Linked DNA regions of Homo sapiens: regions 1 and 2 are each linked to region 3. A link is a contact called in ENCODE Hi-C data. All regions are on one chromosome and are shown on one strand. Each heading gives the region's core, a stretch centred on a gene start or an enhancer-like site at or near the end of the contact. The rest is flanking DNA. Distances are from core to core; before and after follow the strand shown. Region 1 holds the start of QTMAN (queuosine-tRNA mannosyltransferase). Region 2 holds the start of STAM2 (signal transducing adaptor molecule 2). Region 3 holds the start of ORC4 (origin recognition complex subunit 4).

Evidence for each region. A loop is a pair of places that touch in the nucleus more often than their neighbours do. Pooled maps may share reads with other maps.
Region 1: a loop to region 3 is called in a map of CD8-positive, alpha-beta T cell, with 7 times the contacts of the local background. The contact joins the promoter of QTMAN here to the promoter of ORC4 in region 3. A Hi-C loop is called at or near these places in 4 of 168 maps with a recorded cell type or tissue (CD4-positive, alpha-beta T cell, CD8-positive, alpha-beta T cell and naive thymus-derived CD4-positive, alpha-beta T cell) and 8 of 50 pooled maps.
Region 2: a loop to region 3 is called in a map of CD8-positive, alpha-beta T cell, with 37 times the contacts of the local background. The contact joins the promoter of STAM2 here to the promoter of ORC4 in region 3. A Hi-C loop is called at or near these places in 2 of 168 maps with a recorded cell type or tissue (CD8-positive, alpha-beta T cell and naive thymus-derived CD4-positive, alpha-beta T cell), 1 of 37 single-sample maps with no recorded cell type and 13 of 50 pooled maps.

Annotation. Positions count from the first base shown.
Region 1 is chr2:144,330,961-144,334,483 of GRCh38, reverse strand. QTMAN (queuosine-tRNA mannosyltransferase) reads left to right here and starts at 1,972. Exons shown (of 12, transcript NM_001376312.2): 1 at 1,972-2,045. RefSeq lists an enhancer at 1,339-1,916 and a silencer at 1,698-2,297.
Region 2 is chr2:152,174,173-152,177,675 of GRCh38, reverse strand. STAM2 (signal transducing adaptor molecule 2) reads left to right here and starts at 1,913. Exons shown (of 14, transcript NM_005843.6): 1 at 1,913-2,073. The coding sequence starts at 2,034. LOC105373689 (a long non-coding RNA gene) reads right to left here and starts at 2,143. Exons shown (of 3, transcript XR_923477.3): 1 at 1,119-2,143. RefSeq lists enhancers at 1,556-1,975, 1,452-1,975, 2,136-2,275, 2,326-2,375.
Region 3 is chr2:148,018,763-148,022,277 of GRCh38, reverse strand. It overlaps ORC4 (origin recognition complex subunit 4), which reads left to right and starts at 1,541. Exons shown (of 14, transcript NM_181741.4): 1 at 1,541-1,645. MBD5 (methyl-CpG binding domain protein 5) reads right to left here and starts at 1,187. Exons shown (of 14, transcript NM_001378120.1): 1 at 594-1,187. RefSeq lists enhancers at 1,020-1,119, 1,299-1,896 and a silencer at 1,470-1,629.

The DNA of each region.
Region 1 (3,523 bases), core at 723-3,222, 3.7 Mb after region 3:
CTTAATCAGATTAAAAAAGATTTAAAAATTTTTTTCATTTTAAAATGAAAGGATTAGACTCCCAATTATTTTAAGAACCAGTTTAATTATAAAATTATGTAATTCTATTTTTAAAACAATGAAATGGCAGCCATAAACTTTAGGATTTTTCAGATATTGTGGTTCGATTTAGAATTTTTCCATTTTACAATGGGTTTATCTGGATGTAACCCCATGGTAAGTTGAGCAGCTTCTTATGACTTATGATGGGGTTATGGTTTCTACTGAATGCACATACATTTCATACCATCCTAAAGTTGAAAATATTGGAAGTCGAGGACCATCTGCTGTGTTGCTAGCATTAAATGCAATTTTGGCTTACAATATTTTTAACCTACATTGTGTTTATTGGGAAGTAACCCCATCGTAAGTGGAGAAGCATTTTGTATTTTATTCTGTGTAATAGGATTTACTAGTTTCATGTGTAGTCAGAACACTCACTTTCAGGTTTTGGCATTTACTCTTTTCTGTTTCTCAATTTGTGTGAAAGTGGATGGACAGATGGTTTATTAGGCTTTCAAATGCTTACAATGCTGTTGTTCAATTCAACAATGGTTTTAAACTTTGAATGTCCACACAGAGCTGGATTTTGTTTGGAACGGAAGATAGTTTCGACGCTTCAATTTAAGGATAAGAATGTTTACTCACATAACTTAAAGCAACTTGTGGATATAAGTACAAAGACCTAATCGATTTCCTTTATTTTGGTATGTTTCCTAATTCATTTCCACATCACAGCCTAACTCTTCCGAGTTGCAGTTTTAAAAATGAAGTTACTTAATAAACCAGACATCCAGTTATATTTGCATGTTTTGCCTTCACCAGAGTCATTTAACCTACAACCTCCTTCCAGATACAAAAACCTTTACTTTAGAAAGGATCCTTTACTTCATAAAGGAATTTAACGAAGGGACACATTCCTCACTTTACAGTCAAGAACACCTGGGACTTCCTGGTACTCTTTCTACTATGTATTCTATAAATAAAAGAGCTAAAGTGAAATTAGGTCGCAGCGAAAAAACATCCAACATTTGTGAATTTTAAGCCCCAACAGAAAATCCCATTCCTTGAAATTCAAGTGGCAATGAGAATATTATTGCATAAGGAAAATATAGATGGAACTATGCAAGTCAAATGATGGTCTCCACTGCTGTCGCTTTGCTTTGTGATTTTTAATTACTCAATGTGACTCTCCTCGTGTAAATGGGACCGCGAATATGCAATTATTGAATACTCAAACTGCATCAGAAGTGTGTGGAGTAGTCAGAACCGAAAGGACGGGAAAAATGGAGATAAAGGAAAGCATGAGCCTTGCCAGGAGGGAATCGAGGAGGTCCAGAAGGAGGGATATTAAGAGGCATTGGCAAAGCAGCTGTGGAGGAGCTCCGGGCTGCAGAGCAGGTAGAGGTGTCGGCAAGGGAGCCAGGAACCCGCACAGGGGCCCTGAGGCTCTAGTAGGCCGGGGAGTGGACCAGGAAAGGAGATGCAACGGGCCGGCTGGAAAACTGCACGGGGAATCCGAGGTCGACCTAATGAACAGCACAGACCTTCCAGAAGGAAAGAGAAGGTGACTATGCGAGCTTAGAACAGGACTAGGAGGTTGGGGAAAGAGTACGAAAAAGCTGAAAGGGCGGACAGGGTGCTGACGAGATGGGAAAGGGCGCACAGGGAGGTGGGGAGCAGTGCGAGGCCGGGGGACAGTGGGCAGGTGCGAGGAGCCGAGCCCGCGGGCTGGGGCGGAGCGATTCGCGCGGGCGGGAGCGCCGCTGACTCAGGGACCTCGCGCCAGCGGAGTCCGGGCGGCGCAGAGAGGCGGAGCCTCGATTGCGCGGGCGGGCCGAGGGGCGGGACCAGCGCCTGACGCGCCCGGAGGCCGAGGCGGCCGCGGGCCGGGAGGGGCGGCGGCATCCGCGGCGGCCGCGGGGGAGGGGCACGGCGTCAGCGCGTCGCCGGCTGGGCCGCGCCGGTGGCCAGGAGGGAGAGACAAGGAGGAGGAGGAGGAGGAGGTGAGTAGGCTCCGGGCTGGGGAGCCGCGCGGGCCAGCGGGGAGGCGGGGAGCGCGGCCCCTCCCCTCCCCTCCCCGGCGCCCGCCTCGCGGGGCCGCGCTGCGCGGAGATCCCAGAGGGGCAGCAGCGGCGGCTGCGGCGCGGGGAGCCGGGGGCGGGGGGTGTGGGGGAGGCGGAGCTGAGAGCCGCGCGCTTCCCGGGCGCACGCGCTGCGCTCCCTGCGCCGCCGTCCGCACCGCGCTCGGAATGGGGCGTCACGCCGTGGCATTTTGTGCCTTCTGCAAACTGGTCGTGTTCGAATTGCGTTTTTTTGGTGCCTACATGTCGTGCGTGCTGGTTTTCTGCGGCCCGGCGCTCCGCTTCTTCCTCGCGCAGGCTGAGAGGACGGGTGGGGGCACGTCGCCCTCGCGCGGGAGAAGGGAGGCCGGGCGTCCGGGTTGGCCTGAGTTGGCTGGGGTGCTTCGCCGACCACCAGGCTGCCCGGCGCTTGGCCCCTTGCAGTGCGAGCCCCAGGCCTTCCTGACGGAAAGCTTCGCTTCTGGCTCCTAGTCGCCCTCAGTTACCAGACCTCCCCAGCGCCCCACTCCTCTCTGCCAGCCGAGTGTGAAGACCCTCACTGTGCCCCCCACCCCGGAATCCCTCGTCTGAGGATTAAGCACATAACTTCCCATTTTCATCGGGATCCAGACAATCCCATTCTGTCCAGGTGGAAAGATTCTCTGAATTTAAGTCTTGGGAATGCAGCAGCGAAATTTAACCTTTAGTCCCGAAGTAGTTTTTTTGCCTTCTCTCGCACATACAACTTTTAGAGTCTTCTGACAACTGTGCTGCTTTAGGTTATCTTGAGATTCTTAAGTTAATGCCTTGAGGCCGTGTGATGGGAGTTTCAAAGAGAAGGCTTTTACAGCTTTTCTTCCACCTGTATCGCAGTTTGAAATGGAAAACGTGAGTTGATGATGATTTTCCATACGAGATGGATTTCAGTTTGCAGCCCCGGCTGCCGTGGCTCACTTGGTTATTTGGTGCCTACCCCTGAAGTTGATTTTAAAGCTTAAAATAGTGGTTAGGTAAAGGAGCTGCTGAAAAAGAAGTTCAGTACAATTCAATAGAGCCATTCTATTGGCTTCTATTAACGTGTTTAACCTTAAGCTTTAACCATGACAGGAGTTTCATGTAGGAACCCACATACCAAGTGAAATATTGAATTTTAATTAGTGCGTTCCAGGTCTGACTTGGATTAGATTCTTCTCGGCTCCCACTCCCTTTTGGTATACATTTTCCTTAGGGTCCTGTACTGTATTTAATGAAACAGTTTTAGTATTGAGGATTAGAGGAGTACCTCTTGAATCACGAAACTTTCTTTGACATGCTTGAAAACAATGAATAGGTAAAATCTGAAGCATGATACTTGCAATAAGGTAGGAAATAGTAAATTTTTTAACATCACCAGTTTGCAAAGGTTAAGATGGCTTCTTTAG
Region 2 (3,503 bases), core at 664-3,163, 4.2 Mb before region 3:
TGGTGTGAACCCAGGAGGCGGAGCTTGCAGTGAGCCCAAATCGCGCCACTGCACTCCAGTCTGGGTAACAGAGTGAGACTCCATCTCAAAAAAAATTTTTTTTTACTATTCTGCTACCCAATATCCTTAAATAATTATTGAGTGCCTTAATCAAAATAAAAAATTCCCAGCTTGCCCTTTAAAATTCTTGTCAATCTGTTTCCTCTTATACCTAGTCAGCCTTGTTTTCCATTCCAACACTAAGTCTTAGACAAAAAGTCTTTATCTGTCCAAAAAATCTCTAAGTCTTTTTTTTTTTTCTTTTTTCGAGACAGAGTCTTGCTCTGTTGCCCAGGCTGGAGTGCAGTTGCCTGATCTTGGCTCACTGTAACCTCTGCCTCCTGGGCTCAAGTGATTCTCGTGCCTCAGCCTCCCAAGAAGTTGGCATTACAGGCTTGCGCCACCATGCCTGGCTAATTTTTGTATTTTTAGTAGAGACGGTTTTTCGCCATGTTAGCCAGTCTGGTCTTGAACTCCTGGCCTCAAGCAGTCTGCCCGCCTTGGCCTCCCAAAGTGCTGGGATTACATGCGTGAGCCACCATGCCCGGCCTCCCAATTTATCTTGAACATCCCTAGGTTCAACGTTCTATGAAAAACAGCCCCTTCTGCACGATTCCTTCTCATTTGTGCCCCGAACTTTATAAAATGCAACCACCTTTCTGAATGTGTATGAGCTCTCTATAGCATCAGGTCTTTATACTAGAGTTTGTAAAATGGTTTTGATTAATCTATTATTTAAAATGTTGGAGTAATTCTCAACATTTAAACATCATTGAAAAATTGCAAACTCTAGTAGGACCCACATTTCAATAAATGGCTGCAATTTACCAGTAGTTGACATCTTTAGATACGCACTGTTCAGTTAGAAAGTTACAGCTTCATTCGAAAAGCATTGAGCGTCTATTACTTGGGACACTGTTTTAGACGCTGGGGATATAGTAGTGACCAAAACTTATCAGGGAGTTTATAATCTAATGAGGAGGAGAGACAGGCAACATAATCATTACTACAGTTTTCTAAGAGGAACAGAGAATATGTGGGTGGGAAGGGTGCTTGGGCTTTTGCATTCATTTAAATACCTGGCTGGATGCTGTTGGAATTTGAGTTTATGACTCGTACTACCATCCGAATCGTCATACACCATCATGTACGTTATGCACTGCCCCTATAAAACTCTCAACAAGTCTAAGGCAGGGAGTGTGCCTCCTTCGCCTTTGGATTCCGGGGGCCCAGCAGTGTTTTTATGGAGGGGACACGATGGAAAGCGAAAAGTTAGGCGTAGTTACTTCGACCACCGCTGTCCCGGGTGGTTATTCTGACGGGGTTTGGACTGGGCGCCTGGGAGGGTGCAACACAATAATTGTTGAAGAGCAGTCAGGTCTTTCGCAGAATCTCAAAGCCACCTCCGCGCCGGCAGCTCCGTTTCTAGGGAAACAGGACTGTAACGCGTACGCGTCGTGGGTCCTCGTTCTCTAGCTACGAGTCCTGCCGCTCTGAAACAAACTAAATTCGTGACAAGAACTTGGCCCTCAGAGCCCGTCGTCCAACGCGAAAAACCACGGGTAACCGCGCCCCCTGCCGCGCCGCCGCTGGCACTGCAGCTTCCGGGGTCGTCCAGTTCCAGGCGGGACTACTTCCGGCTCCGAAGGTCCCCGGCTTCGTGGCTAGCCGGGGTCCTAGCGCTGGAAAGGTGGCCGTAGCGGCCGCCTGACCCCTACAAAAGTCTGGGACAGGGGCAGCGACAAAGGCCTTGGGAGGACGCCCATGGTCGGAGGGATCTCGCCCCGGGAGAAAAGTTGGGACAGGAGCGCGGGATCGAAGGGTGGACTCCGAGCCGGCCTGTCAGGCAAGAGCCGGGCAGGTGCGGTGGCGGAAGTGCAGGGACGGAGGCCGAAGCGGAGCGGTCTAGGGAGCCGCGGCCGCGGGTCACCCGGCGGGTAGCAGTTGCTGAGTGTCAGCTAGACAGCAGCGACTAGGGCTCGGGCGCCGGCGAGATGCCTTTGTTCACCGCCAACCCCTTCGAGCAAGACGTGGGTGAGTGCTGTGCCCGGTCCTGGACTGCTGTGTGCCTGGCCCTGGACTGCTGTTTGTCCGGCTAGAAAGTGGGCGGTAGCGACTCCGGGGACTAGGAAGCAAAGCGAAGGGAGGGGAGGGGCGGTGCCGCCCGCTCCTTCGACGTTGGGATTTTTCTGGGGCAACCTCGGCGCGTCGCTAGCGGTCTGGGGAGTGCTTCCTGCCGCCTGAGTTTGGGGACCCTCAAAGGGCCGTTCTCCTTGCCAAGCGTAGGATTTGGGAAGAGCCTAGGGCTCGCTGGAGACTGGACTGATTAAGTAGTTGTGGAGTTGGTGATTAAAAACTTCCTGCTCGTTCGACAGCTGGTTACCTCCGTCTTTGCCCCATCGTTTTCTGAAGATGATGCAGCAGTGGAGACCCTGCTGTCTAGAGAAGCCCAACACTAGACACTTGACACCTAGACAACCGCATTGAATAGGAAGAACTTACTTCCCCATTATTTATATTACTCATGCATTCAATCCCTGATAGGGTAGCTTTAAGATTTATTACAATTGTAAAGGTGTTGCTCTTCATCCCCGGATTGCAAAGATTGCGCGGGTGCTAGGAGATGTTCGGTTTTAGAGTATGAAAAGGAAATCTCCAGTCTCAAAACACTCCAGAACAACAAGTATTTTACATGTTGCAGTCATAAAGCGCTGGTCTCTCAGTGACTATAGAATGAGAAAAACATGGATAAGATATATACGAAATTATTTAGGAAATTTGAGTAACACTAAAACAAACTGAGAAATATATGTATGTATTCTCGAAAGTCTGGGTCTCACTATGTTGCCCAGGTGCGACTAGAATTCCTCCCACCTCAGCCTCCACCTCCGTTTCCCCTTCCCGAGTAGCTGGGACTACAGGTTTGTTTTTTGTTTGTTTTTGTAGCAGTAGTTAACAGAACCCTAGGTAAATTTTTAGAACTTGGAAATGGGGTTGGGGCGGGGAGACTCAGAAGAATACTGCACATCTCAGCAGTAATTCCCCTGTTTCATAGTTAACATTTGGTTATTAGGAGACTGTAGAAAGTGCCCTATTCTGATACGTTGTGTAATCCCCTAAGCCATTTTAAAAAACATGTTTGAGTCAAATAATATATGTAAATAGTTCAAATATGTATGTTCCTTACTTCATTAAACTTTTTTTTTGGTGGATGAATACAGGTGACTGGCGTAAATCTGGGAAACATCACTCTTAAGGCTCACTGTTTCCTTTTGGAACGCCTCATTGCAGTATTCTTTTGTTTGAATCATACAACCTTTGTGCAACCTGTACTTTTAAAAAATTGCTATTATGAACACTTTGATTCTGTTCTAATGAAATAAAACAGAAGGCGCAAAATAGAATTAGACAAATGATTTTAAAACTTAAAAACCGTGAATTCTTTTCTTCAATATAAATTTTTC
Region 3 (3,515 bases), core at 292-2,791:
TGGAAGTCAGACAAAACGAAAAAATGGAAAATGAAACCCTTAAAGCAAAAACCAATCAAGTCTTCCAACACTGAAGTCAATATCCAAATCTCATACAGGACCAAAAAGGGGAAAACACTCAGGTCTACAAATGGATAAGCAGTTCCAATACAATCCAGATCCCGACATTTTCCCACTCAGAAACAAATGCAGTGGAGCTTTTCCTGGAGAAAAAGAGCTCTCCAATGAATTTTTTTTAAGTGACATCTAGAAAGTGTGCCTCTTTCTGTCTCTTTCCCTGGCGCCTCATTGGAGGAAGGAGGGGGTTGTTTTTGTATTCTCCCCCACTGGAGCAAGACACAATCAGATGTTAGATGGAGGAGAGAAACCACTTTTGACAACAGCAAATAAAAATAAAAGTGCCCTTCCTCCCCTGACAGGATGGGCACCCCACCTCACACACCCCTCCCTACTCCAACCCCTCCTTCACCCCCCCCAGCACCACCCCCTCCTCACCCCGGAGCTCCACTGCGTATGTGGTTTGGTGCTACTGTTGCCCCGGAGTGAAAGTCAGAGCCAGAGGAAGGCAATGAAGCCCCCACAGACACACTTACCTTTCCTGCCCCCCACTTTTGAGTGCCTTCCCTGGAGCTGTGGAGGATGACACAAAGGGTAATAAAGGGGGGGAGTGGAGGAGGAGGAGGCGAAGGAGGAGGAGGAGAGCTGGGGAAGTGGCTGCTCCTGGGTGTAGTGAGATGTCTCCAGCCAGGGCCAAGCAGCAGCAGTAGCAGCAGCAGCAGTAGCAGCAGCAGCAGCAACAGCAGCAGCAGCAGCAACAGCAGCAGCAAAGGGTCTGTGTTGCTAAGAGGCTTTTGGTTTCTTTCTCTCCTCCTCTCACGGCCAAAGAGGAGGAGGGTGGAGGGAGGGAGGCGAGTTGGAGGGGTGAGGGGGTAGGAGTCGTGGATGGGGGTTTTCGAAGAAGAAGAAACTCCTTCTCCTCTCTCAGGCTCAATCCCCCTCTCAGGGCTCAGGGCTGGAGGGTGGGGGAAGGAACTCAGCCGCCTTCCCCCCACCCCCCTGAATTCAAGGTTGAAGTGGGGTAGAATTAGTGTCCTGTCCCTTTAAAAATAGAAATAAAAGGTGCCCCCCCTCTGCCACTGCCTCTCTCTTCATCATCAGCTGCTGCTGCTGCTGGGGTCTCTCTGCTTGGGGGGGAGGGGGGGTTCGGGTAGAAGAGACGGGAGGCACTCACTGCGCATGTCCCTCTCTGACGGGTGGCTGGTTGGTTGAAGGCAGGAGGAGGGGGAGGGGAGGAAATGAGCTATTTTCCCAGAAGGCGTCGAGGCGCTAGCGACCCGGAAGACATTGTAGCGGGAGGTACAGGAGCGGGGGCGGGGAGGAGGAGGAAGTCGCTACGCTTTTAACACCCCCAGCTCCCTCCTCCTTCCTAAGGGAAAGTGGAGGAACGGAAGTGGGCGTGGACGGAGACGAAAGGAGGTCACGTGTTTGGGCGGGAGAGGGGCGGGGTGGGAGAGGTAGTGCGTGCGCGGGGCATGCCGGGAGTGGTTGTGTACGGTCCGCAGCGGCAGGTGAAGTCTAGCAGAGGACGCGGCCAGGCGATTCGGTGAAGCGATTCCTGCAGGCGTTGGTTCCCCTCTTTGACCTGGTAAATGCAGGCTTTTATGCGAGAGGTAATGGTGGGGGTAAACTTGCTGCAAACGAAGGCCAGGGGCGTCGGTGGCGCAAGGTGAATCGAAAGTGGGAGGATGGAAGGCTGTGGAGATTGGGAATTGGGAAGGGGGCAGGCTTGTATAGGCCGGGAAGGCCAGGACCAGGCGAGCTCCGTCTTGTGGCCACTCCCGCCCCGTGAGCTTGCCGAGGAATCCTTGACAAGTGCAGGGATCCTGAGTCTACCTCTGCATCGGGGTAGTAGGTGAGGAGCGTGACGGTCCGAGTGTAAGAGAGAAGGGAACTGTGAAGCCTCAGCAATTGACCCTCATGACTGCAGGACGGAGGACTTCTATCTAGGGACAGAGACAAGTCCTCTGTATGCATTTTGACCAGATGCATCACACGCGTTGCTCATATTGGATATTGCGCCCTTCATGCCTTACCTCTCAACCCTCCCTGGTATTCTGGAGTGGCTTTGGGGAAGGAGCAGGCAGGGAAGTCTTGAGTGGAGCTTCCCTCCATGTCTTGCGTTGTTGCTACAACACAAAGCCTTTGCTTTTTCTCGGAGAGGGATGTGGGATTGTGTAGTCCTTAATGTTGAGTTCTACGATTGATGAAGGAGAAGGGACGTGATCAAAGTTTCCCCTTATAGTGTAGATGAGAGTTTTAAAAGGACTGTTTTGTCAAGTTTCTTTGGTTACTATTCTTAGTTTTTGAGCCTTTGGTTTCCCAAATGCCAGCTGTTTTTGCTGAAAATAATGAATTTCTATCATAAAATTAGAATTAACTCAAAATATTTAAGAAAGGATTTATAAATTTACATTAGTAAAGCTTTTATAGTGAAACAGTGCTGGTTCTTTTTCATTGTTTTCATACAATCAATATAAAGCATCACAGTCTCAATATGTTTTGTAAAGATATTTTGAAGGAATATCATCTTTGTATGTTTTTTAAAAACCAAGAATCTAAAATTCTTCGTATTTATTATGTTGGTACTTAATTCTGTTGGGTGGGTTCTTTTTGTTTGTTTTTTGTTTTGAGACGGAGTCTCGCTCTGTCTCCCAGACGAGTGCAGTGGCGCGATCTCGGCTCACTGCAACCTCTGTCTCCTGGGTTCAAGCAGTTCTCCTGCCTCACCCTCCCGAGTAGCTGAAACTACAGGCATGTGCCACCACGCCTGGCTAATTTTTTTGTGTTTTCAGTAGGGACGGGGTTTCACCATGTTGGTCAGGCTGGTCTCGATCTCTTGACCTCAAATGATCCTCCCGCCTCGGCCTCCCAAAGTGCTGGGATTACAGGCGTGAGCCACCGCGCCCGGCCGGTGTAGGTTCTTTAGGTGTACACTATCAGTTAAAGTTACTAATTTTCCACGTTTTGCTTTCTGTAAGTTTGGGCAGTGGACCCCGTTTATGCATCATTGCTTAGCCCTTAGTATCTTCTGTATTGTGTACGGTAATCATGTCCGATGGAATCAAAACTAGACTCCTGTGCTTTAAAATTTTCTTTGTAGTGTAACCAATTGTCTGTCTTTATAGTGTAACCAATTGTCTGCCACTTTGTAATGAAAAAAAAAAATACCAGCAAGGCAGTTAATGTGCCTTAGCTACAATTTTAAATATTTTGTGTCTTTTTCCATACATTTAGTATTTAAGCATACAAACATCGATACATAGTATAATGAAAAACTATAAAGTGTGAACTCTATGTAAGCGCTGCCACAGTCAAGAACTAGAACGTCTGTGGCACCTGAGAAGCTCCCCTCTCCATTCTATTCCTGATCATCCCTTTCCTCAATTCTTTTCAGTGGTTAACACTATACTGATTTTTATGGCAATCATTTACTGCTTTCTTTCTTAGTATTTCTT